2 separate regions of the Homo sapiens genome follow, and region 2 is linked to region 1. The links are chromatin loops, found by intact Hi-C in ENCODE. Cell type or tissue: tibial artery. All regions are shown on one strand. Links, peaks and the distances in the headings refer to the core of each region. The heading gives the core; the rest is flanking DNA.

Region 1 (2,902 bases), core at 142-2,641:
ATTAGAGGCCTCCCTCCCTCTCTCCACTTTCAGATTTTGCAGGGAGCTTTGTCACCAGGCTTTTGAGAACCAGGGGCCCTGGGTACACATTTCATAGTTTGCTCTATGAAGCTTTTGTTCCTATCAGGGATTCTGAGAGTGTCACTTATTAAGATCTAAGCAGGTAATTTAGGAAGATTCTTTGCTCCAATAGTGGACGCACAACCATCAGTGAATGGTGGTCAATGAAAGTGGGCCCTGCCCACCCTAAACGTCCTGCACGCAGGCTGGGGCGGCCAGAGCCTTTGTCGCAGGCCACCTTCCATGTTACACGGCAGTTCCCTATTTTGAATAAGGGGATTGTCTTTGTCAAATAATAATCTGTTTGCTGGAGACAGCTCTTGTTTCTGAAACCTAATGCATGAAAAATACCGAAATGACAAAAGGGTAAGCTATAGTATGACATTTTTGTTTTTCTGTTTTTTGTTTTCTTTAGCTCCCATTTGAATTTGCAGAGGACTTGATGACTGCACTGTCTGCTTAATCTCCCTTTTCACTGTACTTTCCTTCCTATCTGACCCCTGGAACCTTTGGTGGTGGGAAGGGAGAGGCCCGTCCAGGCCCCGAGAGGAAAGCAGGTGGTCAGGGTGTGGGCCTCTGGCTTTGTTTCCTGGCCAGCCCCAGTGTGGGCTGCTGTTCCTTGGGCTGACTGGTGGTTAATGATTGAGGATCGGTGATCGGTGAGTGATGATAGGTGGCCGGTGATCGGTGGGGCAGTGAGGAGCTCCAGCCTCCGCTCTCTCATTCAGCCCTTGGGCAGCAACAGCCATGCCCTTGTTGGAAGTTTCCCACTGTGCCACCCGGGAGGGGAGAAGCAAGGACAGAGGCGAGGACGGCTGAGCGGGGAAGTGCCTATCTCAGAAATACTGTTTTTGACTCAGAGGACCAATGGTCCCTAAATCAAATTTTCGTCACCCAAAGAGGCAAAGGTAGAAAGCCAAGGGCTGGATGGGGGTCCCTGAGCCCTTTTCCACCTCTCAGTCCCACTCTGGGCTCTGAGAATACTGAAGGCTGCTGGTAGCTCAAAGCGGGTGAGTGTCTATTTTGTGCTAAGAGTGGAGGAACTGGAAGGAAGGACACACTCGAGATGTGGGAACCAGGCGTCTTCTCACTGAGTGACCCTGCCTCCTGCTGGGGCCTGTCCATGCTGAGCAGTGGCCAGGCGCCTGGCCAGCCGGCATCTGACATGTCTCTACACTGGAGGGCAAGTAAGACCTGAGCCAGAGGAATGTCACCATGGTGGGGGAGAGAGGTGGGGCGGATTCGGGATCCAAGTTCGGGCGAACAAAGACTGAGGGTCATTTCTTTCTAGCCCCTGTGAATGGCCCAAACCCCAGGATTTATGGCAGCTTCTGCTGTGTGGCTGTGCCAGTGGGGACAGAGCAGGGAGCCCAAGCCAGGCGCCAGCCGAGCTCCCTCTGGACCCAGCTGCTGTCCCTGCTGCTGCCCAGCTGTGGGGCGGTCCTCCATTCAAGCTCCTCTGCTCCCCGGGACTCTGGGGTCAGATGAGATCATGGGGGAAAGTGTTTTGGAAACCAAGCCATGATGCAAATGTGTTTCGTTTTAAGGAAATGGGAGAAAGGAACAAGGATTGTTGCAGTAGAGCCATGTGGGGAGAGCAAAGGTGAAATCCTTGTCTCCTGGCATCACGGGGTGGAGAGTGGAACGTCAGCTCTGGGTCATTTGGTGGCCAAGGAAAGATGGCGATAGTAGCTTCAAGGCACGGCCTGGGGTTGCCCGTCCACCCTGGAGGCAGTCTGGCAGGACAGGGTGTCCTCAGCTCCCTGCTGGGCCTACGTCCTTTTGGAGTTCTAGAGCTGCGTCTTAGGACAAGTGTGCCAAGCCTCCTGCTTTGAGTTTCTGTCCTGACCTTGACCTGGCTCACCTCCATGGGCAGCCTCCCATGCTTGGGCATCAGGGCTTGTCATAAGTCCGTGGTCACAGGGCTTGATTCCTCCTAGTGGGTGACTCTGAGGACGGCCAGGCCTCCCGCTGCAGGACCAGCGTGGTTCCCTCCATGGAAGGCTTTCAGAGTGTGGAGGGGATGCGGCTGTCTTGGGAGGCCCAGCCCTTTCTGTCAGCCGTGGAGGACACTGAGTCAGGTTAGGTCACGAGGAGGGGACCCCACAGTCATTTACATCCCGCAGAGGGAAGTGCCCAGAAGCCCGCAACAGTCTCCGCTAAGTGGGGTTCACGCCAGGTCCTCTGCTGTGAATGTGGAGGCTGTGGAGCCGAGGCCGCGAAATTTCTCACTTTTCAGGGATTCTGTTCAAGTTGTCCCAAAGGAGAAGCCCATCAAACAACCCAGTCTCTGTGCGAGCTCCCCCGGGGGCATTTACTACTCAGCCAGTGAGAGCCAGGTTTCCAGGGGAATAGAATTAAACAAGGTTCTGCTTTTTGCTGAAGGGAAAAACCGCTCCCTTAGGTGGGAGAATCCCCAGGGTTCTTTCTTCCTGGCCAGGGAGGGAGAAGGGGGTGACGTTTTATTGAGCATCGGCTAGGGCCAAGCTCTCAATTAGGCCCTTTCTTCTTTCTTCTTAGGGTATCTGTGAGATAGGTGCTGCTGTCCTGGGGAGGTAGATGCAGACAGATTAACTCTCAAGGTAAATGCTAATGAATAGAGGAGCCAGAATCCCAACCCAGGAATGTCTGATCTCGGAGTGGGCGGCTTCCCAGCTGTGGCTTTGCATACCGCTAGCGTAGCCACCCGGACCCTGATCCCCTGACCCTTGTCCTTGATCCTCCAGGAAATTCTCATATGTAACCTGGAATCCACTTTAAATGAACTCGGTAAATAATGTCTTGACTCTAGGCCAGTCATTACCTGGGACAGGTGAGGGGGAAGGGCAACCACCTGACTATG
Region 2 (2,902 bases), core at 226-2,725, 150 kb after region 1:
TTAAACTAAAAATAGCCACTGGGCTGTTTCTCTGAAATTCAATTTTAATTGGGTGTCCTGTATTCGATCTGGCAGCCCCTGTGCACCACAAATCCAAACACCCACTAAGAGGTGTATTTCAATAGCATTTCAGGCAAGTGGTTAGTAATGGAAGGCAAGGCCAGGCACCGTGGCTCACGCCTGTAATCCCAGCACTTTGGGAGGCTGAGGCGGGCGGATCACTTGAGGTCAGGAGTTTGAGACCAGCCTGGCCAACATGGTGAAACCCTGTCTCTAGTAAAAATACAAAAATCAGCCAGGCATGGTTGCGGGTGCCTGTAATCCCAGCTACTCAAGAGGCAGGAGAATCTCTTGAACTTGGGAGGCAGAATTTGCAGTGAGCTGAGATTTTGCCACTGCACTCCATCCTGGGTGACAGAGCAAGCCTCTGTCTCAAAAAAAAAAAAAAAAAAAAGAGAGAACTTAGAAGGGGGAATATGTCCACCTCCGAGGGAAGTTCAGATTTAATTTAAACCAGGTGTTGGCAAAGTATAACTCATAGTCCAAATCCAGCCCATGGCTTGTTTTTGTAAATGAAGTTTTATTGGAATGCCACCGTGCCCATTCATTTACAAAGTCTCTATGGCTGCTTCCATGCCACAATGGCAGTGCTGGGTAGTTGCATCTGAGACCACATGTGGCCCATGAACCTGAAAGATTTAATACCTGGCCCTTTACGGAAAAAGTGTGCAGACTTCTGATTTTTAAGGCATGGCTGACAGCTGCCCGGAGCCGGCTCTGGTCAGAGTAAGAATATTCAGGCCCTGGGATGCCCCTGATGTCCTGCGTCTCACAGCATTTTTGTTTGCATTTGACCCTAAGAGAGAAAAAGAACCTAATCTAAGCATCTAGGACTCCCAGGCTGGGAGCCGCAGATGGGTCATTGACCCTAGAAAGTGGGGTGGCTACATCAGGCAGACTGCTTTGCCTATTCAGGACAGTCATGCGGGAGTGACCTCGTGAAGATCTTCAGAGTCCAGGCCCCAGGCATTTACCATCTCACCAGAATGGCCATGTCATCCAAGAATGTTGCTAGCCTGCTCACCCCTGAGATGAATATTGTGGGGTAAGAAACCATCGTGCAAGGCAAGGTCCTGTCACCTAGCATTTGAATCCAGCTTAACCTCGTCAGAAACAGCAGCGGGTTGCACAGGGCAGACTATCACGAGGTGCTCCTTGTCCAGGCAAGGCTCCCTAGGGCACTTTACCAGAGCCAGATCACTTACTGGGATAAAGGGCATGAGTCACAGGACCGGGCACGTCACCTGCTGGGAGATGCATCCTCATTTGCTGTGCTACCCTCAGCAAAGGCCGATCTGTGTCTCCTCAACCTGAGGGTCAGGGGGATTATCTTTGCTTCTTCTCTGACCAAAAGGCCATATAAACATTATCTGAGGGGAAGCAAACCAGAGCTGCCTTTCACAGCATGGTCCTCCCAGGAGAGCCTTCAGGTTACGTAAGCAGCTCAGCTGACTGCAGCAGCTCAGCACCAGATTCTCTGGCCCAGGCTCATGGTCCATCTGCCAGGAAATAGAAGCTCTGTTGCATTGCCTGGAAGAGATGCCACAAGAGGGAAAGGGGCAGAGAGTTAAAAAAGTTTAAAGAGAACAAGTAAATGACATTACAAGAAATAATGCATGAGAGTAAGTTTCCAGCCTTAAATGCACTGAAGTCTACCCAAGGATGTCTTATGTGGCAGCCAGTGACTCAAAGTGGCTAGTGACTTCCTGGTGGTTACCTGGCCTCCCTTCCTGGGAGTCCACCTGTCTAAGCCAGAGTTCATGGCAGGGAACACTTTAGCCCCACGTTGCTTTGGGCAGGTTCTATGTGGGCCCAGAGATTCAAACGACACCTTTTCTCTTTAGTTGCCATCTTCAGGTGCACGATGGGACCATCGCAACCTGCAGAGGAAGGGATTCCCTCACTCTCTTACTCCCTAACCCATTCATTCACTTTTTAGTATTTTTCTCATTCACGTATTTAATATCCTACTGTGCTGCATATGGTTAGATTTAGTTCATTTCTCTAGGACTCAATGGTTTTTTAAAAATGTAAGCAACAAACCAACATCTTACCCAGAATCCCAATATGTCCAACAAATAAGAGGTAGGTGGTAACTTTCAGGCAGATACAACTTATTATTTATGTATTTCTGTGTGCATGTATTTGCATGTATTTGGAAATCTTCTCCCTGGGCTCCTTACTCCCTCCTCCCCTGCCACTTTTCAGATTGGGGGAAAGTGTCCTCATTATTTCAGCTGAATTTGCAGCCCTGAGCCCCAGGGATGGAAGGCGTGAGTCCAGCATTGTGAGACAGCAGTGCCGAGAGCCTTCTCTGAGTAAGGCAGGAAGCCTTCCCAATTCCAGTCTCCAAGTTTTATTCTTTCCTGAATCAAGGACAATGCCAGGCTTTTGGGCGTGGAGGCCCTCTCTACATGAATTCCCATATGAGGCTCTTCTATTTCAACAGCCTCCAAATTGGAATGTATTTTGAAGCCCCCCATACAGCCCCCTGTTGTCATTGACCCTAAATCTGCAGGCACAGGAAATTGGTCCACACCCTGCTCTGTACGGCTGCCCTGTAAGTATTTGAAGATGGTTCTCTCGTTCTCCTGAAGTCTTGGGTTTTCCCCTTCTGCTTCTCACCATCTTTTCTTTCCATGGCTTCTCATGTATGGTGGATTTTGAACTTTTCCTGGACATGCTCTTTGAACCTCCTTCAGTCTACTAGTGTCCTTAAGGCCTCGTGTTTGTAGCTAAACCTGGCACTTTGGATTTGGATTTTCTGTAATGGAGCTGAGGTGATCCAGACATCATGCTCAGGGCATCGTTAACCAGCAGGAGATGGCTCAGTCCCTAGCAG

Evidence for each region. Hi-C counts contacts between places; a loop is a spot of excess contacts. Peaks named below come from ENCODE experiments on the same cell type or tissue, not always from the same donor. Only the 100,000 strongest peaks of a DNase experiment are listed, where the experiment ranks them.
Region 2: it touches region 1 in a loop (5-fold over the local background); 19 of 110 quality-filtered maps call a loop at or near these places.

The regions. Positions count from the first base shown.
Region 1 is chr2:236,576,427-236,579,328 of GRCh38, forward strand. All of the region lies in intron 1 of ACKR3 (atypical chemokine receptor 3), which reads left to right. Among named protein-coding and RNA genes, the nearest start is that of ACKR3, 8.1 kb to the left of the region's middle. In tibial artery, for the core only: no CTCF peak of the experiment used is centred there; DNase peaks (open chromatin) are centred at 1,275, 1,715, 1,775 and 2,315; H3K4me3 peaks cover 963 bases; H3K27ac peaks cover 2,500 bases.
Region 2 is chr2:236,730,963-236,733,864 of GRCh38, forward strand. It overlaps LOC105373948 (a long non-coding RNA gene), which reads right to left. Exons shown (of 6, transcript XR_924022.2): 5 at 1,305-1,590; 6 at 561-856. Among named protein-coding and RNA genes, the nearest start is that of ACKR3, 160 kb to the left of the region's middle. In tibial artery, for the core only: a CTCF peak has its summit at 1,629 (motif pointing right); DNase peaks (open chromatin) are centred at 839, 1,229 and 1,509; H3K27ac peaks cover 2,500 bases.